Linked DNA regions of Mus musculus: region 1 is linked to region 2. The links are chromatin loops, found by intact Hi-C in ENCODE. Cell type or tissue: gastrocnemius. All regions are shown on one strand. Links, peaks and the distances in the headings refer to the core of each region. The heading gives the core; the rest is flanking DNA.

Region 1 (11,598 bases), core at 2,509-10,508, 150 kb before region 2:
ACAGGTAGCACAAAAAAGAACATGGGATTGTTGAGAAAGATGATTTGGTCAAATGAGATACCTTAATAAATAGCAATATGAAAATGGAAGCCACTTGTTTTTGGTAAATAGGAAACTGTCTCCACTTGACCTTGACTAGCAGCTACTGAAACCTTCGAAATGTATCTTTCAAGAAACCAGGAAGTTTGGTCTCAATGAGTTAACAACTGGTATATTTTACAAAAGGTTCAACCCTCTTCTCTTTTCACAGGGCGGGTGATCCTCTGCACAGTCACCATGGATCTAAACACCAGCACCTCTGTAGATGGCATTGTATCCCACTGAAATTTCCTTTTCTCAATAGGCCATAAGAATAAATTATCCAGCCTATCTCTCCCCATGTCTGTCCCCGATTTTTATCCCCAGCACCCTCTGCTCTGCCCTCCACAGTATCCTCTCTCCTGATTGGTTTTTGCTTTTGTTTTTGTTTTTTATTTTCATAGGTCTAAGATGTTCCCTGCATCATTTATCAATCAACTGTGACATGGTTTCTATATCCCTCCAGATGCAGAATAATAAAGCAAAGCAGGTATACTTGAACACCTGCCCAGAGGCTGATGTCTATCAGTCAAGGCCAGGGTATCTCTGTACTTTACACTGAGCTGTGTGCACATGGTTGTCAGGTCTCCTGTTTACCTCCCTCATGTGATCTGCAGCTATCCAGGTTTTTTCACTCATGACTGAGCCAACAGATGCAGATCCACAGACCCTCTCCTCTCTCCTCCCCACAGGCATGTGCTAACTAGAAAACATCTCTGTAAGAACAGGATGGGGGAAGGCCTCTTTCTGTGTCCCTTCAAAGCATCTTTCAGGGTAGACTATCTGCTACAGGACTTGAAAACATTTCTTGGTTCACAATAGTTTTCTTGGGCAACAAAATTTCAGGGTTTTTTTCATGTACCTTATACACAATTAAAATTTTATTTAAAAAGCCGTGTGTGTGTGTGTGTGTGTGTGTGTGTGTATGTGTGTGTGTGTGTGTGTATGGCTAGCAAGAAAGCTCTGTTGGCCAGGGTGCCTGCCAGCAAGCCCAATGTCCCATGCTTGATCTCTTGGATCCACAGGATGAAGAGAGAAAACCTAATACTACCTTTTGTCCTTTGACCTCCATGTGTGTGTCCTGATGCATGTACACACATACAAATACAGCTAGTCAGCTAGTCAGTCAATAGAGAAAGTCAAAATATTTAAGACAAATATATGCAAACTAGCTGGACCTAGTTTTAATCACAGCAAGAGGTAGGCCACAGACCAGCTGCAGACCTGGCTATATAGTACCCATGTAAAAAGCCAGGTGCAGCAGTTCCTGCTTTGGGGAGGCAGATGAGGGCATCCCATGGGCTCACTAGCCAGGAAGTCTAGACAATTGGTGAATTCCAGGTTAAATGAGAAATCCAGTCTTCAAAACCAAGCTGTAGGGTAATAAAAGGCAATAAACTCCGATCTTTGGGCACTTCACACGTGCATGTACTTATCCATACACGTACACACACACATACCCCACACGAACACACACACACACACACACACACACACACATAACAACAAGAAACGCCGTTTATGAACTTGTGTACATGTTATTTGTAGTTGGCCTTTTGTTTAGTTGAGGTATAAGGCATACAATCATTGCAAACAATAAACTCCTTTGTATATTTACGTCTGCAATTAGGACCAATCAAAAATATATTATATTATTATATGCCTTATAATTCTTGCCGCTTTATTAAAGAAATACACCATTTTGGTTGTAGGTGTAAAAATATGTGTTATAGATCCTGATCCTGTGTAGACCTTGGGATTGGCTCTGTTCCATTTACCTCTCCTTCATTGGGGTTCTCATCTACAAGTCTAGAGTCTTACCTCCTTATCCATTTATCTCCACCTACAAATGGAAAGGGAGGCCACCAAGAAATAGGGTGTTCAAGTAGAGTGGTCTACATGTGGGTTTCTGGAGTCATCTAAAGGAAGGTGCAGTTTCTCTTTTCTTTTCTGGGAGACTTGGAGAAGACAATAATTTTCTTTTAATTGATTAAAATATCTTTTAATCTTTCTTTGACAATGTCTTACGTGTTTATGTTGTACCTTGATCATATCTACCAAAACTCAACTCTTCTCCTTTACCCCTAACATGTCACTCCCTCCCTCCTTCGGTCCTTCTTTCCTTCCTTCCTTCCTTCTTTCTTTCTTTCTTTCTCTCTCTCTCTCTCTCTCTCTCTCTCTCTCTCTCTCTCTCTCTCTCTCTCTTTCTTTCTTTCTTTCTTTCTTTCATGTCCTTTCCTCTCCTTTTTTTTTCTTCTTTGGTAACCCACCAATTCTAGTTCGCTGTCTGCTGGAATGTTGATGGATCCTTTGGTTTACTCTTGTACAGGTAGCCACTAGCAGGTGACAAGTGACCAATCCCCTTCCTAGAGAATGTCTAGCCCTTCCTTTCTTATGGTAGAATGATGTTTGGAATACCTTTCCAGTTTATGTAATGTGGAATCCTAGAATCCCAAGTCCCTATCAGTCAGCTGTAAATTTATTCTACTCTGGTTGTGGAGATTAAAAAACAAACAAATATGGGGTGGGACTAGCTTTCCAAGGAGAGTAGCAGTTATATGTTGACTCAGGCTGGATAGGCCTCTCTGGGGTTGATGATATCATGCTCCATGCTCAAGGGAGCTGTGACTGTTTTATTAGAACACGTTAATCGTTAAAGCATAATGAGAATTGGTCAGAACCATTTGGGCAAGTGTACAAAATAGTCGATGAAGAAATTCCAGGTGAATTAATTTTCGCTTTGGAGTCATGCTTCAATAATATTGTTGATGGGAGGCTGACAGAGACATGTTAGCACGGTTGGAAAGCAGAACTGGAATGTAGGGGAACATTGTCCTGAGACTAGAACACAAAACAGATCCACTGGATGTTCTTTAAAGCCAAACTTAATATTTCTTATTTAAACCAATGCATCTCAAACATATTGCAAACTATAAGAGATAACGACATATTCCTATTTGATCTCCCAGAGTCCTGCTTTCCTGCCCTGGGCATGCGGTCTCTGAGCGGAGGAGCTCTGCAAGCTTAGCATCTGAGCCATCAAGCCTGCTCAGTCCTGCTTGGCTCATCTGCACCTTGCTGTGTACAACAGCAGCAGAATGAGGAAGAGGCCTGCAGTTTTATTTGATATCAATTAATTTCTAAGTACAGAAGCTTCATTGTGCTTAAAAATCCCAATCTTCTAAAATACATGTAGAAATCATAAGATATATGGCATTTATTTAAGAATAGTCTCCAGTGAGGGCATGGAAGAAATATGAGGTGATTTGGATGATAGATGCTTGGTTAGCAGCCAGGAATTGTAGCAGATGAGGGAAGAGGGCAGCTGCTCTTATATGTATGATGGAGTCAGCTTAGATTGGACCTGTCCAAAGTCAAGATTGGTGCTTGAGTGCTTTAGCTACACACTATACTACAGTCTGACTGACCGATTGTATTTGTGTACATGTGTATGTAGCATGTAGCACACTAACTAATGTGTAGTGTCTATAGTATCTTAAATAAAGCAAACAAACAAATTAAGTTTAATTTTTCTAAGTTGGAGACTATCTGAATTCAGGGTTTCAGCAGAATGAGATTTTTGTATTTTTTTAATTTTTATTCTGATTTCTTGTGATGAGTCTCATGTAGCCCAGGTTGCCTTCGAGTCCCATATATAGTCATAGATGACATTGAAATTCTGATCTTCCTGAAATTAGCTATGTAGACCAGGCTGGCCTTGAACTCACAGAAGGCTGCCTGACTTTGCTTCCAATTTCTGGGATTAAAGGCCTGCACTACCATGCCCAACCATGTTGTTCTTGGTGGTGGTGGTGGTGGTGTTGTTGGTGGTGGTGGTGGTGGTATTGTTGTTGTTGGTGGTGGTGGTAGTAGTGTAGATAAGGTCTTTAGAAGATGCCCAGACTCCCTGCGGAGCTTAGTAGAGGGATGTAGATGATACCTCAAAGAGTGAGGAGTGAGGAGTGAAGCAGGCAGAAGCTTCACACAACTTCTATTAGGAGTCACTTTAGTTACACTTGGTCTCAAAGCTCCTCCATCCTGGGTCAAGGATGGGGTTTCTGCAAGGAATCGAGTAATCAGTCAAGTGCCTGCCTGATTGAGCCCCTGTCACCTTCCAACACTAACCAGCAGTTAAGAGCCAATACAGCTCTCTCCTCTCTACTGTACAGTGTCCTCATCTGTGAAAGGGATGGAAGAGCACACTCAACCAGGTTTCCCCCAGGGCTACTCTATCAGTAATATATTCCAGAACTTGGTCCAGGCACAGACTCTAGAGAAATGAGACACCAAGCAAAAGGGAGGAGACAATTCCTCTAGAAAGGAGAGACAAAATTCTGTCACAGCCAGTGCTCTTCCCCCAGCCTAGGACATCTGCAGAACAAGAGATGCCCTCTTCTGGAACTGTGGTTCCCAGCAGAAGTGAGGGGTGTGCTCTATGAAGAGTGATGTTATGTGCACCCCGTGGGGACCTTAGCACAGGTACATAGAGGCACCTGAAAGGATGGCATATGAGAACAAGATGGTGGCTCTTCATGGGTGTTACCACTGACCTCTAATGGTTCATCCAGGCTGTTAGCCTAAGCTGAAGGCGGAGGAGGCCATACTGCCTGCCACCTCCAAGGGCTTAAGGTAAAAGTCGCAGGCGAAGCTGAAATCTGTCAGAGGAGATCAAGTAAAGAACAAAGAGAAATCAGGATACTGAGAGAGTGGAATACAAGAAGCTTCCACAAGAGAGTTGCGGTGATATCTCAGCCTATTTGAAGGGAGTAATCAAGGTGGATATATCCAGAGAGGCATAATCTCTGGGAGACGATGCCTAGCTCTGGGTTGCATTATGAGAACTGCTTTCTGACAAAGAATAAACATTTCTTCAGAATAAATGCCCAATTTGGGGGTCTTTCTTTTTCTCGGGGATGGTGGTGGTGGTTAATGTTACAGAAAATGTTATCTCCAGTGTGGGTGGGGTGCCTGTGGGTATGGTGGCTATGAGAAGGGACTGGCTCCTTAGCAAGGCATTGGCCAAATGGAGGACAGTGAAAATTAGGGAAGATTCCTAGGTCAAGATGGGAGGGAAATAGCAGGTAGAAGTAAGAGAAAACAGAACAGAAAACGGAAGTCAGCAGTACCAGTGAGTCAGGTCCACATGAATTCCCCTCCCACACCAGCAAGGCCAACAGTGAGCAAGGAAAGGACACAGCCTTAAATGATCTGTAGGAAATATGACCTCTGGTCTGGTCTGTTCACAGGTGGAATACACATACATGCTTGAGGCTACTAGAAAACATTTGATACCACTGATTAAAAAGTCTCCTCTAAAGAGTGGAGAGCAAAAAGCAGCACACTAAGGCCAGGAGAAGAGCCCTCAGGCTACTGCGGGCACCTAACAGTTGACCATTTTCCTCAAGAAAAGATTGTGCCTTGTACAAAGCCAGCGTATCCAGAAGGAACCCCGTGGGAGAATAAGTGGAAATCTGGGACCCAGAAGGACCCATCCAGCGCAGCACCTTCACCTGTTAGCACGTGAGAGGCAAGGAGACTAAAAGCTGACTCTGGGTATCCCTCTTCCCTAGAGCCTTGGACCAGATGAAGTGGTAAGACAGGCTGAGGCCTAACGGGCAAACACTATGTAATGGTGGTTACACTGAAGAAAAGAGCCTCAGTCTTCTGGACCCATTCACTGAAACACAGAGGGAATGCTGTGCTACAGAGCCTCGACTTCAAAATCCTCACCCGAGGGTAGGGTCTAGATCAAACAGGAGGGTCAAGCTCGGACACTCACTGAAGAATACATGGGGATTATTACGTAGTCTATTTGAAATTTCCAATGGAAAGCTAACAGCCGGCAAGCAAAGAGGAGAACAGACGGAGGGAAATGGTTCTATTTTTCAGTTGTATGTATGTGTAAATTTGTGTACATGTGGGTGCATGTCTGTGCTGGCGTGCTTGCACGAGTGTGCCTGTATATGTGGAGGCCAGAGGTTGATGTCTGGTCATTCTCTCTAATAACACTTCATTATGTTTTCTGAAGCAGAGTCTCTCACTGAAGCTGGAGTCCACCGATCCTGCCAGTCTAACTGCCCAGCTTGCCCTGAGGGATCCTGCCTCTGCCTCCCAAGCGCTTGGCTTACAGTGGGAGCCACCTCACCCACTAGCTTATTTATGTGGGTGCCCAGGGTCTGAAATTCGTTCCTTATACGTGCATGGCAAGTGCTTTACCCACTGAACCATCTCCCTAGGCCAGAAATACTTCATTTTTAGGTAATTGTGTCAGTGAGACATTTTCTGTAACAACTCTAAGCTCCAAGATGTGTTTTTGAAAAGGAATACAATGCATAAGCCTTAAAGGTGGATTGGCAGTTCCAGGGGGACAGAGCCTTCTCTTCATGTCTCTAAAGCAGAAAGGCTGGCTGGCGGAACGTATGTGCAGTCACGCTTGAGAAGGCCCAGGAACTGTATCTGCCCAAGCACTGTAACACCCTGCCAGCAAAGGTTGGCACCTTTGCCTCCAATGACAGAGAAGTAAGTCTGACTGATTCCCAGGCATGATGGGCAATAGACTCCTGTCATGCTTTGCTGGCCAGCTGAGGAATCTACAACCGGAGGTGCCAAGTGTCAGGCCCATCTCCTGAGTATCCTTGTGGCTGGCACGCCCTATTTATAACTATCATAGAATGACAAGAAGCCTAGAGGGTGAAAAAAACAGCTCATTCCTGCCCCAAAAGGCAATGGCCAACATGGATTTGTTCATCACTAACCACCCTGGTTTCTGTGAGAGCCACATCACAGCCATGTCCCACTGCTGCTAGGATAGAAGCTCTCAAGAGAAGTCAAGCTTGAGAGACACAGACACTACCCGCCATTGTGAGGAGCCACCTATCAACACCAACTCCAGGTCTTCCATGCTACTAGAATCACACTGGCCACTTTGAGGAAGACCAACTTAAGTCAGGGCACCTAAACAAGGCAGTACCCTCTCCCCAAACATTTGGGGACATTTTAGAACTTTGGAAGCTCAAACTAGGGAAACGTATTACAGGCACTTGAAGGGTAGAGGCCAAGGTCAGCTCCAAGCACCACCCAATGCACAGGATGGTCTCAGACAACAAAGATGGATTTAGTCTAAAGTGCCAATAGGGTGAAGTTTAAAAGACCCAGTTAAAACAATTCAAAATGAAAAGGAGTGCTCAGACTTGCTTGCTTGCTTGCATGGCTGTGGAGAAAAAGAGAAAGAGACATAGAAGCAAGAGGCAGGAAGGAATATTGTCTCCTTGTGTGTTCTCATGTGAGTGCATGTATGTGTAAACACGTTCATGTAGGGCACTTTGTATGTATGCCCATATGCATCTGTATGTAATGCATGCGAGTGGAGGCCAGAAACTGATTTGGTGTCTTCCTCAATCACCTTCTTTTATGAAACTGGGTCCCTCATTGGTCTGAAGCTCACCAATTATGCTAGGCCTGCTGGCTAGCAAGCCCCAAGGATTCTTCTGCCTCTACCTCCCTATTAATATGATTACAGGTATAATCTGCTGTGCCAAGATTTTTTTTTACCATGAGTTCTAGGAATTGAACCAAGGACTTCATGCTTGCCTAGCAAGCACTTTACCAGGCTGTTGTGCAGCTAAGGATGACGTTGAACCTCTGGCCCTCTGCCACCACTTAGAATTACTATTAGGCTCTGGCCCCTGGGACACTGCCTTCCTTATGCCCCTTTCACATGCACTTCTAGTGGTTTATAAGCTATGTACTAGTCGATGCCAGGACTTCTGGTCTACCTCCTATTTTGTTTGTAAGACAGGCCAGACTTTTGAGGACAATGACTGCCAAAACAAATATTTGCTTTCTTCCAATGGCTATGTTTACCCGAGATTACTCTGTTCTTGGTAAAGTAGGAACCAACTGGCTATTGACACACTTGGGATCCAGCCTCACAGCAGCCTGGCACCTTCTCCCATGTGCTGCAGCAAGTGGAAGAGAGCCCAAGAAGAAGAGTCTCAAACTACCCCAGCTTCTCAAGAGAAGCTCACAAATCATGCTTGCATGTGCAAGGCAATATCATTAACAATTATCAGGACCACAGAGTCCTCAGAAGAAAAAAGCAAAGAAAAAAACAAATGCCAGAATGCAGAAAGGAGGAAGATAGACATAATAATCACTGAAGAATTGAAGTGTTGAGGCCTAAAGAAAGCAACAAGGAAAAACACAGAATTACTGCTCCAGGGCACAGTAGCTCGCTTGATGTTTAACTCTTCGTTATAACCTGCAACTCACCTGCAACCTAACCAAAATCAGCTTCTCACTCAAGTTACACTGCTTCCATGCACATATGAAGAATACTCCTGTAGTAATAATGGATGTCGTGAAACCCAGCTCACCTATCCTACATGCTCACAAGAATCTCTCACATGCCACTGAGCTCCACTTTTCAGAGCCCTTCCCCTTCACAAAAAAATTCAGGCACAGGGGTAAGTATAGCTCATGGCAAAGAAATAATCCTTTCCACAAAGGTCACTGAAGAAGGCAGCCACCACACAAGGTGGACTACTGATAAATGACGGTCAGACTCTACAGTGAACACTCCATTGACTAACTAGCTCACCCCACCCCCATAACTCCACTCACTGAAATCTTACTAACTCCTCATAATGAGAGGACTGACCCTCTATGGTACCCCACTTTCTGAGACCCACTCCTGCCACACAGGAGCTCTGCCTTCCTATCTCTTAGGCTCCTAGCTCCAATCCTTTCTAAAACTCCACTGTAAACTCACCTTCTGGTTACTTGTGAACTTCATTCTCCTAGCCTGTAAAACCCGGAAGCCACACTGGCTTGGACATCTCCGGTGTTCACTGATTATGTCCGGCACCTTAGCTTCCCAAGCTATGCACATCCAGCCTAGAGCACAATCACGGAGCAGCTTCCTTCAGTCGTGAGCCTGTCAGAGCAGCCAGCCTAAGGTACTGGTGCAATTCCTCCAAGGGTTTCCTCCTCCAACCCTGAGGGGCACAGGTGAATGGGGCTAAGGGAAGCCCTGAGAATTCAGGCAAAATATGTCATCCAAAGGACAACCCCATAGCACAGTCAAAAGAAGAAAGGGCTCCCAGTGTTCAGGAGAAGAGCACCTCCCCAGAGAAGCAAGCCTTCCCACCAGAGTCACCGAAGAAGGCAGCCACCACACAATGTGGAACAGTGATAAGTGACTGTCATCAGACTCCATGAGAAACATTTACTGAGCACTGCCCATAGGCCACACATAATGCTCACAACAATTTTAAGAGCTAACCACTCATTCTAAGTGTAGACTTCACCCTTCTCTGCCTTTACTTCAAATTGCTACCTATTCTGAATAGGCCCCAAAATAACCATTTAATGTTATAAGTAAAAAGAAATGGGGTTGGCTGGAAGGCGTGCTAAATTTGGAATGACGGAGATTAGCTAGGGCCCTGCACAAGGATGGCATACAAGCCAGGGTGCAAAGGAAAGAGGGAGAGGAGAGAAAGCATTTGTCAGCATCCTTCTTGTGACTGCTACTCCTGGTTGTCAACTTGACTACATCAGGAATTAACTAAAACTCAAATGGCTGGGCACACCTCTGAGGGTTTCTTTTTTTTTTTCGTAATTAAATCTTTTGAAACGGGAAGACCTATTTCTAATCTGGATCTTTGAGGTGGGAAGATCCACCTTTAATCTGGGTCACCCCTTCTTCTGGCAGCCTATGTCAGGGACACTGAGCAAGGAAGCTTGCTCTCTCTCTGCCTGCCTGCCTGCTCCTGCTGTAGCTAGCAAGTCCATTTCTTCACTGGCATAAGCGCCTACTTCTTTGGGATTCCTGAATATACTGAAGAGCAGCTGAGACATCCAGGCTTGGGGACTGCTGGGATTGCCTTCTGTTGGTAGTCAGCCATTGCTGGACTGGCTGGACCACAGACTGTAAGTTGTGTTCCTCTAGAGAACCCTGACGAATACACCTCTTCAGGAAAATGAGTGGGGACAGGGTTGTGATTTAGCCCCAGCTCACTCCCTATCACTAGAGAGCCCATGTCTTCACTCCCTACTAACACTGTATTCTGCCTTGCCTGGCCAGAACTTCTGTCCCCTTCCCTCCCCATCATGTTCCCTTTCCCCACTGGAAGACCCCACTGAGCCAGAGGCCATAGTTCCTTGCTCAAGGAATATTCCTAGCCCCCTTTCTCTCATGTCCATATTTATGGCCTTTAATTAAACAATACTAAGGTACATAAAATGTTAATGTTTGGATCATGGGATCAGATAACTCAATTTAATAGGATATAATAACATTTAAGCCAAGAGTTACAACATAAGGGCATGGGGAGGAGATTCTAACTGCAAAGCCCCCCCCCCACTTCAGTGAGAGCACCCCCATAACTGCAAAGCCCCCCTCTTCAGTGAGAGCACCCCCATAACTGCAAAGCCCCCCTCTTCAGTGAGAGTACCCCCATAACTGCAAAGCATCCCTCTTCAGTGAGAGCATCCCCCATAACTGCAAAGCATCCCTCCACCAGTTAGTACCATGACCCTCTCAAATCTCACTCTAAGCATTCTCCTAGCGGTCCTCAATAACGCAGAGGGAATGGCCACTTGCTTATTTTGCTGTCTCCCCTACTGCTCATAACCACCCTTCCTCCCTCCCATAGCCAGGCAGCTCTGAGTCCCATGGAGGTTTAAGAAGCCTTTCTGGGAAGTGCAGAGTTTTAGAAAAAAGCTCTAGCAAGGTAAGGTACTTCAAACATGTTTGAACTGCAGACATCACCATCAGGAAGTGATACAATGTGGAAGCCCTGCACCAATTCTTCAAGGGAGGACTTGGAAGCAGCATCATAACCTGCAGGCAAAGCTGGCTAAAATTCACTGAGTTCCATATTCTCAAATGGACATTATCTGAAAAATATTGTTCATGAGAATGTGGGAAAACACTGTCCCCTCACTGAGTGGAAAAGGCAGGCAGCCTTCTCTGTACTACTTGTGTGAGTACTTAGCCCAGGAAGCAAGAGACGGGGATGAACCCCCTGGGAGGAAGGGGGAAAGAAGTTAGTCAAAAGATGGAATCTGCCACAGCAGTGGAGTTATAGCTGTTTATTTCTCTTCTACTTTTAAATTTTGTACATATTTTCTATACATACACAGCTCAGTTGGCAGAGCGCTTATTTAACATGCAGGAAGACATGGGTTCAATCCCCAGAACCGCATGGTGGTGTATGCCTATAATCCCAGTACTGGGGAGGTGGAGGCAGGAAGCTCCTAATTTAGAGGTGATCGAATGATACACAGTGAATTTGAGGCCAGCCTGGGCTAGTCTGCTTCAAACAAACAACAGGAAGGAAAACCCAAGGCCCTGTTTCCAAGGCTAGCCATGCCTTTAGGACCCTCCCTCAGTATGACCACCCCTCTAACGAACCCTCAAAACCACAGGGTACCAGTAAAATGTTTCATGTTTTTGAACCTGTGTGACCCTCTTCATCCCCATGATTTACACGGGGTGTGCATCCCACTTTTCCTCTC
Region 2 (11,598 bases), core at 1,498-9,497:
CAATCATCTGTACTTGCTACGTATGGGTTGAACAATGTTCTACTCTTAATGTACCTAATGTGACTATTTAGAAATAAGGTTTTCACAGAGACAATGGGGTTGAAATATGACCATTTAGGTGATCCCTAATTCAATGTCAGATGTGTTATAAACAGGGGACATTTGGGGACAGAAACAGCAGATAAAGGGATGAAGGTGTGAAGACAAGAGCACAGAGAGGGCATGGAGAGGCTGAGCAGAGGTCTCAATAGACATGGCCCTCAAAATGAACTTCTGAACTCTGGAACTGCAGGAACACATCTGATTTTTAAGCCATTCAGTGTGCAGAGCTTTGTCACAATAGCCATGGCAAACTCAAAAGAAAAATGCCATCTTCCCCTCCCCCCTTTTTTTCTCCAGGACATTTGGTCCACGCCTTGCAGATCCCACTGGGCTTGGCCATAAAGTTCCAAGAAAGCCCTTTCTAAGGCACATCCAAGGGCCAGATGGGTAGCAAGGGAGAACATGGTACCTGCAGGCTCTGCTGTGCAATCTTGACCTGTATCTACTGTCACAAGATAAGACAGCCCCAACAGCCACAAGTTCACCAGCAAGAAGCAGGCAATGACCTTAGGAACTGTCAATCCACCTCTGCACAGCCAGGCTCACACCTCTTGCTCCCTTCCCATTCCCACCACAGCAGCACTTGGCCAGCATCTGGTCACCCACCACCTTGCTGGGGAGCTGGCTAAAGCCACCTGAGCCACCTCTAACACTCACCTCGGGGCTCTACCATCAGGCCCCAAGGAGCAATTTTCCCAAGCTGAGCTGAGCTTTCCCTCTTACCTAAGTAGGACAAAACACACTGGAGAAAGAGGCCAGAAAATTCCCCCAAAGAAAATCAAAGGCTGTTTCAGTATGTATTTAAGGTGGGAGATAGAACTGCTGCCCAGTGAGATGGCTGTCCTAACCTCCCAGAGGAGCTAAGTCTGTCCCTTATGCCCTGCAGGGGCCTGTCCAGTCCTGTGGCTGCCCTGACCTCCTCCACTCTCTTCTCTAATACTCTCTCCTCTTCTCTAGGAGTCTCCCCTCAGAGACTCAAGGTGGGGAGGTGAGTGGGAAGGAGCATGCCTTAGGAGAAGGTCCAGTAGCTCATCCTAAGAAAAGAAGAAAGCTCTTGGCAATGGAGTCTCATCACCAACTCACCTGTGTCTGTGTGTGTGTGTGTGTGTGTGTGTGTTTTCTTGGCAATGGAGTCTCATCACCAACTCACCTGTGTCTCTGTGTGTGTGTGTGTGTGTGTGTGTGTGTGTGTGTGTGTGTTTTCTTGGCAATGGAGTCTCATCACCAACTCACCTGTGTGTGTGTGTGTGTGTGTGTGTGTGTGTGTGTGTGTGTGTGTGTGTGTGTTTTCCTGGGTACACATGCACATCTGTATATACACTTATGCACATGTATGTAAAAACCATGAATATTGACTTTTTTTTTTTTTTTTTTTTGAGTCAGGGTTTCTCACTGTCCTGGAACCAGCCCAGTAAGCTAGGCTTGACTGACAGGCGAGTCCCAAGGATCCTCCTGTCTCTACCTCGACACTGCTGGAATTAAAAGCATTTGCCACTCACTATACCCAGCCTTTTAAAGGTTGGCTCTGGGGATCAAATTCAGGACTTCATCCTTGAAAGAAAGGGACTTTACCAAATGAACTGTAACTGTCACCCTAGGCTCTTTTGTCTTTTGGTACACTTCCCCGGAACTAGGCTGAAATGTCCTACAAAGACATCTGCCTTCCCCATTGGATGCTAAATGCTAGTGCTCTGTGACTATGCTTCAGTTGCCTTGCCTGACATCTTACCACAGGGTAGCTCCTTGAACTCCACATGGGGAGGGCTTGGAATGACAAGTGCTAGGCCAGTTGAAAGCCCTTCAAGGAGAACATTAAGCTTCTTAAAGTGGCCTCTGTATAATCTCTCAAACCTGGGAATAATCCACACTCTCCTTGGAAGACCTGCCATGAATGACCTCAGGCCATATTTAGGAAATGGCTTCACTCAAATCAAATATGAACTAGACACAGGTGTCAGGTCATTAACCAGGCAGTCCTGAGGCAAGGCAAGCAGAAGGAGAAGAATTTTTTCACTGAAGCATGCCAAGCCTTGAGACTCCTTAGCCTGGATCCCCCAGCACAGCAGCAGTGGGAAAGATACAGGGAACTGCCCCTCCCAGATGCCCAGATGCAGAAACTGACTCCCCACCCCCAGTCCCCAAGCCAGACTTGGAAGAGGAGGGAGCTGGCTCCCCACTGGTCAAGTGGGCTCTGGGGATGAGTGATTCAAGGACACTGAGGTCAATAGCAAACATTTCAGACAAGTCAATTTGTCATCTTCAACCCAGCGTCAAAAATTACCAAGAAGACTGCTTAAGTGGCCCTCTTCAGAGAGATAAAAATGAGAGGCAGCCATTTGTCTCCCTCCAGCCATCCTTGGCAGGTACTTCCTATCACTCAACAAGTATTTAACAAGGGTGTGACTACCAGTAACAGTACCTGAGCCCCTCATTCCCAGCACAAGACCTCCAACTACTGCATCCTGATACAAAATCCGAAACGGCCGAATGGCTCATCCAAGGCTAACTCTGGAAGCAGGAAGAGCCCGTCACTCATTAGAATTTTGGGGGGTGTTTGCTATATGACATTCATTGTTGCAGACACATGGTGACCCAGTGGCAGAGTGGGGGGGGGGTCTCTGTGTGTGTTTGTGTGTGTGTGTGTGTGTGTGTGTATTGTTTGTCTATTTCACTATGAACCCTGGATAACCTGGGACTCCACACATAGACAAGGCTAGCCTGAAACTCCAAACCTAGCCAGGGCTTAAATTTTAGGTGTGATCCACCACATCTAGCCTCTTTAACATTTATTTTATTTTTTATTTATAATCTTGAGTCTATGTGCCCATGTGGGAATATGTGTCTTGGGGGGGGGGGGTGTCCCTTTGAAGGTCAGCCTGGTGTTAGATCCTCTGGACCTGGAGTCACAGGCAGCTGTGAGTCACAAAAGACAGGTACTGAGAACCAAACTCCAGTCCTCTGAAAGAACTGCAAACGCTCTCAACACTGACCCACCTTTCCAGCCCCAGTACATTCCTGTTCTGGGACAGGGTCTCTCTCACTAGACAGGGAGCTTCAGGAGTAAAGCTAGACTGATTGGTCAAAGAGACCCAAGAATCCCTGTTCCCATCTCCCCAGCACTGGGATTACAAATACACAGCACCACGCCCAACTTTACATGGGAAGCAGGGAGTGGAACTCGGGTCCTCACGCCTGTGCAGTGAACACTTCCCAGACTAGGCCATCTCCGAAGTCCTTGGAGCTTACATGCCAAAGACCAGGTAAGATCTCATGCAATGTCAAAGTGACATGGATTCAAGAAAAGAAAAAAGCCTAAGGCATAAGAAAGGATACCACTGTGACCCTCAGGATCTGAGATTACTGCAGACTCCAAAAAGAAGTATTTTGTGAAACCACATTTCCGGCTTCCAGAAGCCAGAAAGAATAAATCAAACAAGAATGCTGGAGTCAGAGCAGCCAGGGGCAGATTCAGTTGGTGTAGAGAATGTTCCAGACAGGAGGCAATCAGCTGACTAAATTACGTAGAGAGGCTGCAGATACTGAGAGAGCACCCCTGGACTCACTCTTCAAATGCTGCTGATACCTTAGGAAATGTTTCTTTGAGCCCCATGTGGTGGCACACACCTTTGACTCCAGAGCCAGAGGCAGAGGCAGAGGCAGGTGGATCTCTTTGCGTTCGAGCACAGCCTGGTCTATAGAGCAAGTTCCAGGACAGCTAGAGCTACACAGAGAAACCACATCTCAAACAATAACAGCAACAAAAAGGTTTCTTTGGAGTTTTTGTTTTAAAGATTTGTTTGTTTGTTTTTTAATTGTGCATGTGTGTGTGGTTTGTGCACCTTGAGTACAGGTTCTCATGGTGTCCAGAAGACATTAACGGACGACCTGAAACTGAGTTACAGGTGGTAAGCTGTAGGTGCTAAGAACCAAGTTTGCTTCCTCTACAAAAGCCCCTGAGCTCTCTCAGTTCCCTTGAGAAGAGTTTGACCACAAGGGGTAGGGCGAAGCCAGAGTACACTGGGAGAACAAAATGAGTGGGGAGGCTCATGCCTTTGATCCCAGCACTTAGGAGACAGAGGTAGGTAAGTCTCTCTAAGTTCAAAGCCAGCCTGGTTTATACAGCAAATTTGAGGCCAGCCAAGGAATATATAGTGAGTTCCTATTTAAAAAATAAAAATATGTGAGTGCAGAGGAGATAATAAATAAACAAACAAATAAATAAATAAAAATAAAACAGAACATGACAACTCTTTCAAAAAAAAATGCTTTGCTGAAGGGCTGGAGAGATGGCTTAAGAGCAAGCACATTTTGCTCTTACAGAGGACCCAGGTTCAGTTTCCAGTACCCACTTGGTAGATCACAACCACCTATATAACTCCAGTTCCCCTTCTGGCCTCTGAAGGCACAAGGCACACAAATAGTGCTCAGACATACATGTAGATAAAACACTCATACACAGAACATAAAATAAAAGTAGTTTTTCTCCTAGTGTCTGCTAAGAAGGGAAAGCAAAGAAATGGGAGATGAATGGCTAAGACACAAAGTCAAGGGATGCCTTTTTTGCCTAAGATGAAGATGTCAGAGCATCTCCTGTGAAGATAATCCATCAGCGAGGGACTCTGATGATGTGGAGGGGAAGGGACAGCTGCAGAAGTGCAGAGAGCATGAACTCCAGGGAGGACGTGGACTCCTCAGTAGTCAGTCAACTGCTTCAGTGCAGGAATCAGGGAAACCAAGTCACCGGCTGACAGCAACCTCACACTAAAGCACAGTGGGTCTGCGGCGTCAGGAGGCCCGCTGGGATTCAGTCATACATCAAGAGCACAGCAGTGCAGATGGCCCAGTGGCTTCGCCACCCAGGCTCATTACTGTGGGGGGTGGGGGGGGGGGTAGAACAGTGAAAGCAAAGCAGAGGGCGGGTCTAATCAAGGGCTGGGTACTCAGCAAAATGAGAGCAAGGGCAAGGGTCATGGAGGTTGAGGATGTTCAGGAATCAAAACTGGGTACAGAGGATGGAGGACAGGAATGGGAGTCTTCTAAATAAATAAATAATAAATAATAAAGTAAGGCTCTGTACTTGATTTATTTTTCATATATGTATATGAGTTTTGGCTTTGGTTTGATTTGATTTGTTTGTTTGTTTTTTTTTTTTTTTTTTTTTTTTTTTTGCCAGCATGTGTATGTGTGCATATCTGGTACCTGCAATGGCCAGAAGAATGGAGTCATATCTACCAGAAACAGAATTACAGATAGTTATGAGCTGCCACATGGGTGCTAGGAGCAGAGCCTCAGCAAGAGCAGCCAGTGCTCTTAACCTTTGAGCCACACCTCTCCTGCCCACCTTCTGCTTCTGTTGTGGGAGTTGCCAGTACTCCCTTTGTGCATCCTTTGGTAGGTCTGGGTTCCAAAACCGGGTCAATCACACTTCCCCTCCCCCCACTACCCCACCCCCCCTCCACACTCACACACCTTATCTACTAGATAAACACAAAAACAAGAGCACTGCCCTCTAGGGATGAAACGTGTGGGGTGAGGGCAGGGTTACTTATCAGAGCAGCAAGATAAGCCCCCAAGAGCTTCTGCAGGACAAATGAATGGAAGACACAGAAGATTCCATTAGTTAAAGTCTACCGTGGAAGAGTCAAAAGACAACGCGAACGCTTGCAAGCTGCTCGAGGCTTTGGAACAGTGTCAGTTGGAACTGTTGGTTAAGAGCGAAACAAAATGTAGAGGGCTGACGCTGACGCTGACTTTGAAAATGCACTGTGAAATGGGCTGCAAAAGAGCCTGGTCTTAATTCATAGCTCAGGGCAACCCGTGAAGAAAGGTTCTAAGGACCATGTGACTCTTGTATTCAGCTTGTCCATCTTCAGGAGATGGCAAGTGCCAGGAAGTCAGAGGCTCCCAGTGCCTTTCACTTCTGCTTTACCCTCGACTGCCTTACCTTGTGAGTGCTGCCTGTTTATTGGGAAGGGGAGCAGCAGAGGCGTTTGGGAGAGTTCAACTTCAGGGAGAACATCTGGTTAAACCCACCACTTATCCCCATTATTTGTAATAGTTGTGTTTGGCTTATGTTTTAGCTAGTCTTGTTATTAAATATAAAAGCAATAGGATTACAAAGTTCTAGATGGGGTAAATACTGTAATTAAAAAGGCACCAGTTGGGTTTGTTAAACTATAATTCTAGAATGCCAGCCTCCTTGTTATGTTTTTCTTCTTGCCTTTAAACATTTTTTTGTACCTAATAAAAATTGTTTTTGAATGATTTAACCGGTTTTAGTACTTCCTGCTAGTCAAACACCAACCCAAATCCCCAAGAAAATAGTCGGACTCAAAAATTCTGGAGCAAGAATGTCACAGATCACAAGTCCCAGACACCATCCTAAGAGCCTGGGAATGCAGCAAGCACACACCACCTGTCACATGGCCTGGTAAACTGATAGGCAACTTTCCAACTCACAAAGGCACTTTTCTAGCCCTTTTGAAGTTACAAAATTTTACTAAGGGGGAAAAAAAATCAGGCACTTTGATCAAGCTATGAAGCTACGACAGTAAGAACCAGGCAAGAGAGAGTAAAACCTGGTTAATAATATCTGGTGAAAGAGGCACACAGAATTCACTAAGTATTAAGGTAGTACCATTGAGATTAAATATTAGAAGGCCTGAAATAAAGCATCTCTGGAGTTGACGAGATGACACAGATGGTTGGTAAAGGGCACTGGCCACAAAGCCTAATGACCTGAATTCAATCCCAGGGAGCCACATAGTGGAAAACCTGACTCCTCTGACCTCTAAATAAGGTGCCTATGGCTTTTCCCGACCCACCTGCGCTCGTACATACACACAAATAGATAGATAGATAGACAGACAGGCAGGCAGGCAGGCAGGCAGGCAGGCAGGCAGACAGACAGATGAATATGATTTTTTTTTTTTGTTTTTTTGTTTTTTCGAGACAGGGTTTCTCTGTATAGCCCTGGCTGTCCTGAAACTCACTTTGTAGACCAGGCTGGCCTCGAACTCAGAAATCCATAATATGATTTTTAAAAACTTTTTAAAAGCTCCTTTAAGTTAACTTTCATTGCATCACATCTAAAAGCTGTGCAAAATATATATGCAGCACACATCCAGACCAGCTCCTTGGGTAAAGGCACTTACAGCTTTTGCAGAGGATATGGATTTGGTTGCCAGCATCCACGTTGTGGTTCACAACCACCTACAACTCCAGTTACCATGGGATCCAACCCCCTCTTCTGGCCTCTGCACACAGGTGGCAGGCACATGCACATAAAAATAAATAAATTTAAAATGCCCTCTAGGGAACAATGTTGGCAAACAAACCTGGGCAAGGTGGATTTTAAACGTGCATGTAGCCTACAATGTACTGAATAAACTACTCGTGGGGATGGAGTTTGGAATTTTTTACTTCTCCCTTGGAGATACAAAGTCTGAAACACAAAGCCAAAACTGAGAGAGACCCGCAGGATCCCTTAGAACTTCCTACATAAATGAAAAGGTGTACAAAGGTACGGGGTAGACAGTGGCTAAGAACTCTCCGTTTCTGGGATTCAGTGTGCCACCTCTGAGCTAAGCCCAGAAAAGTCAATGTGATTTAAAGAGGGAGTGGGGAGGGAGGGTTCATCAGCTAATTCTCACCAACATTGGCTATTCTAATTTTGGTCAACTGTTATCTGGGACTTTTCCACTCTTCTAGGGTTCAAATTAAAAGGAAGAAAAGCATTCCTGCATGCACACGTGTACTGGCCTTCTCACAGCCAATGGCCATAGCCACCCTTCCTTCTCACTTTCTGCACAAGATCCCCACAGAGAGGAACAAGGAAGGTACAACCATTGAAAGGGTAACTTTCACACTGTGGCACTTAATGAAGCATATGGGCAACTGCTGACGTCAGGGGCTACATCTCCTTCACAAAAGTCTCTCCTCTCCCCAGACACCTCCCCCATTAGGTGTCTTTGGTCCTTCCCGAAATCTCTTCCAATGATGAAGACCCCAAGTGCTGACAGGACCTCTCTACTGTGAAGCTGTTTGATTAAGACACCAAGGAGAAAAGCTAACACATTCCTGCACTCAGCCAATCACAGGTCAGCAAACACATTCTGCCCTGCCCCCTTCACAAAAAAAGCAGAGGTCACTTTGTATGTACAGAAGTAAAGATTCCCCCACGGGTCCACTTCTAAAAACATCCGGGAGCTAAAACATAGAGAATGTAATTCCCTCTCCCAGGAGCTTCAGAATCTAAACTGTCACTATGAGTACCAAGGTGCTCGTAATTACGTGTTCTGGGGTGCGCTTCCTTGGAACACCATCCTACTACTCTTATCTTTGTGTCCCCCTACAACACCAAACACTTCAGCTCACTCCTCTTCCCGTTCTCTGGAAATAACCCGGACTTAGTTTTCATTAACTCAGCCTCCTCTCCTTCCATCTCTGCCCCATCACCAACAGCAAGAAAACAAGTTCTCCCACGTGTCACCTGAAGCCCCGACTTCGGGAAACGCACCCCTTTCCTCCACTATCCCCGCGCCAGAGAGAGCCCTGCAAAAAGCCTGTCGCCTGCACAAGCTAGGAGACGACAGGAGGCTTCAGGCTGATCCACATAAGCCAGGCCCTTGGCCAATCTACGAACCTACTTGCTTTCTCTCCAGCCTTGAGTGAGCTCCCGCGCCAGGTGGAGCACCCCGCAAGCCCCGGTGCTGGGGAGCAGGGTTGGGGGGGGGTGTTACTGAAGGGAACGCTCAACAACGTGCGCAGGCCAGGGAGAGGCTGTGCGCGCAGCTCCGGCAGAGCGCTGGTGGCAGTAGCTTGGGGAAAAGAGGGGCGTGTGCTCTGCGCCAAGCAGCCCCAAGCGCTACGGACTCCCCTGCTCTGTGACACCCGCGAGCCACATGCATCGGTCCCCTGCACCGCTCTTCGCCGCCCCCCCACCCGGGACCCAGCCTAGCCAGACCTGGGCGACGCGCTGCAGTCCGCGCGCCCTTGTGGGGACAGCCGCCTCTTAGCTCGCCCGGGCGCGCAAACTTTCCCAACGACAATCGCTCCGGCTTCCCCCGGGGGCTTCGGAAAGTGGGCGCCCCCCTTAGCCTCTGTAAAAACCCACTGAAAATATGGCGCCCTCGAACGTCGTTCCTTGGGCCCCGAAAAGCCAGTCTCCAGATCCCTCCCGATCCCCGCCGGCGCGAAATCTCAGCTCCTGAGGGTCGGGGAAGGAGACGAGAGGCCGCCGCACTGGGTCCAAACCCTGCCCTCGCTCTCCGCCCCGCGCTTTCCCTGAACGGTCCGCGGCCAGCAGCTGGTTGTTAGCGAGACGGCCAGGGAAAGGGGGAGTCCTGCAATCTGCAGGTCTCAGAGTCGGGGACTAGGAAGCATCCCGGGGTGTCTTTCTCCACGAGCCAGAGCGGGAGACTTGTTTGCAAAGTGGCGCTTTAAGTCGGGGCAGCCAGTGCTGGAATGAAGCCGCTCTGCTCTCCGCCAACTCAGTCGGCGCCGGGGTCACGGCCGGAGTCCAAGGGGCCCCTCGGTGCAAACCGGGCCGCTTTACCGACCCTGTTACTGGAAACCCGAGGACCGAGCCCGGGAGGGGACCAGCTGCTTAAGGCTAGGGATCAGCTCTCTGGCTCCCGCTGCAAGACTGTTTGCAAACCCGGCAACCGGCTTGAGTGCGGCGAAACCTACATGTGCAATAGACAGGTGCATTCGTTGCAATTTATTTTTCTTTTCTTGCAAAAAAAAAAAAAATACCCTCCTAAGCAATGAAATCTAGAAGCTTGACAGGGTTTTTCTACATTGACATCACTTACGAGATGCAAACCCGAGAAGAAAACCACCCACATATCCCTTCTGGAGAGGGGAGGGAAAAGGCACTGGAAATCCCTGCAGCGCGCATGCAGGCTGGAGAGCTGGGCAGCGCCACGCGCCGCGCCTTACCGCGGGGATGCAGCTACTGTCTCATTGCGGAGCGCCAGCCCACGAGTGCAGCCAGCTCCGCTCCCGCTGCGCCGCCGCCGCCGCCGCTGCCGCCGCTGCTGGCTCCGGGCGCGGAACCGGAGCCGAGGGCGAGCGCGAGCGCACGGCCCGCGAGCGCCGGGAGGGCAGGAAGCGCGTCATCACTGGGGGACGGCGCGGCGGAGCTCGCCACCCGGCTCCTGGGTGTCTGCACCCCGGCCGTGGGATGGGGGCACGCGTGGAGCTGTGGTGGGGGCCACGTGTCAGAGGAACAAGGGACACCCCCGGCTGACCCAGAATCTGGAGAGGGATGAGGCGGCAGGGGGACCAGGCTAGCATGAGGCCTCTGAGTCTTCTCAGCGCCGGGACCACGGGCCGGGTCCTGGAGGTTACCAGGTGTGGATCCAGCCATGAGGGTGGCGGGATGGATGCCAGTCACTTGGATTTAAGAAACGACTCTTCCAGGAAGATGGGTAGCAAAATGGGTGTGACTATTGCACTGATTTTTTTTTCCCGAGACAGCGTCACACTATGTAGACCAGGCTGGACCCAAACTCAAGATACTCCGCCTCCCCGAGTACAGGGATTAAAGACCTTTGCCACCACGGCCGACCGGCTGGGTGGCTTGCTTTATTCATACATTCATTCACTTATGTCTCCATCTATCATGTCCTGGAATTAAGTCACTTATGTATCCCTTGTATTTACATGAGCTCTGGAATGTTGGAATGGCAGGGTACAAAGTGAAAGTTATCCTAGGTACCAGTGTGGGACAGAACAAATCACAAAATCCCTTTCCTTTAAAATTATGATGTAGAGAGAGATGCTGAGAGGACAGATAAAATAAACTAACCAAGGTGTTGGTTGTGAAATTGTGGTTTGTTTTCTCTTTCTGCTTAATTCTACTTTTATTTTAAAGTTTTATAACTTTAAAAATTAATAAGAAAAAGTATCGATGGTTATTTTTCCTCAGCCCGATACAGAGTGACCAGGATAGACCAGTCTTCTCAAAAGTACATAGCAAATCTCTTCAGTTCCTCAAATGCAACAACAGCAACATTAGTGTCTCTCAGCTTGAAACTGTGGTCACTGTACATCCAAGAGTGAATCAACGTTGTAACATGAAACTATCTTGAAGGAGTCCATGGGGGCCTCGAATAAGCTTGGTGTAATGTGAAAACAGTTTAGTCTTAGACCAATGAGTCCAGACACCTTGAGGAAGGTGGGGTGGCTGTCAAATGACTCTTTCTCAGGGGTCACATATCAGATAACTTATATATCAGATATTTACTTTGCAATTTATAACAGTGGTAAAATTACAGTTATGAAGCAGCAACAAAAAATAGTTTTACGATTGGGGGTCACCATAACATGAGGAACTGTGTTAAAGGGCCCCAGCATTAAGAAGGTTGAGAAAGTCTTAAGACTAAAACATTGTAACTTAAACTTCCTTTGCATAGAATACACTTTATACATCAAAATCTTCAATCAGAAAACAAATTACTGGGCCACCTGAGGCAGTCCTAAAAGTTGCAG

Evidence for each region. A loop is a pair of places that touch in the nucleus more often than their neighbours do. Peaks named below come from ENCODE experiments on the same cell type or tissue, not always from the same donor. Only the 100,000 strongest peaks of a DNase experiment are listed, where the experiment ranks them.
Region 1: it touches region 2 in a loop (2.5-fold over the local background); 2 of 42 quality-filtered maps call a loop at or near these places.

The regions. Positions count from the first base shown.
Region 1 is chr9:67,469,789-67,481,386 of GRCm38, forward strand. All of the region lies in intron 1 of Tln2 (talin 2), which reads right to left. Among named protein-coding and RNA genes, the nearest start is that of Tln2, 84 kb to the right of the region's middle. In gastrocnemius, for the core only: no CTCF peak of the experiment used is centred there; a DNase peak (open chromatin) is centred at 6,565; H3K27ac peaks cover 978 bases.
Region 2 is chr9:67,623,847-67,635,444 of GRCm38, forward strand. It overlaps a transcript of Tln2 not described here. Among named protein-coding and RNA genes, the nearest start is that of Gm30936, 65 kb to the right of the region's middle. In gastrocnemius, for the core only: a CTCF peak has its summit at 5,629; DNase peaks (open chromatin) are centred at 8,820 and 9,153; H3K4me3 peaks cover 2,341 bases; H3K27ac peaks cover 3,090 bases.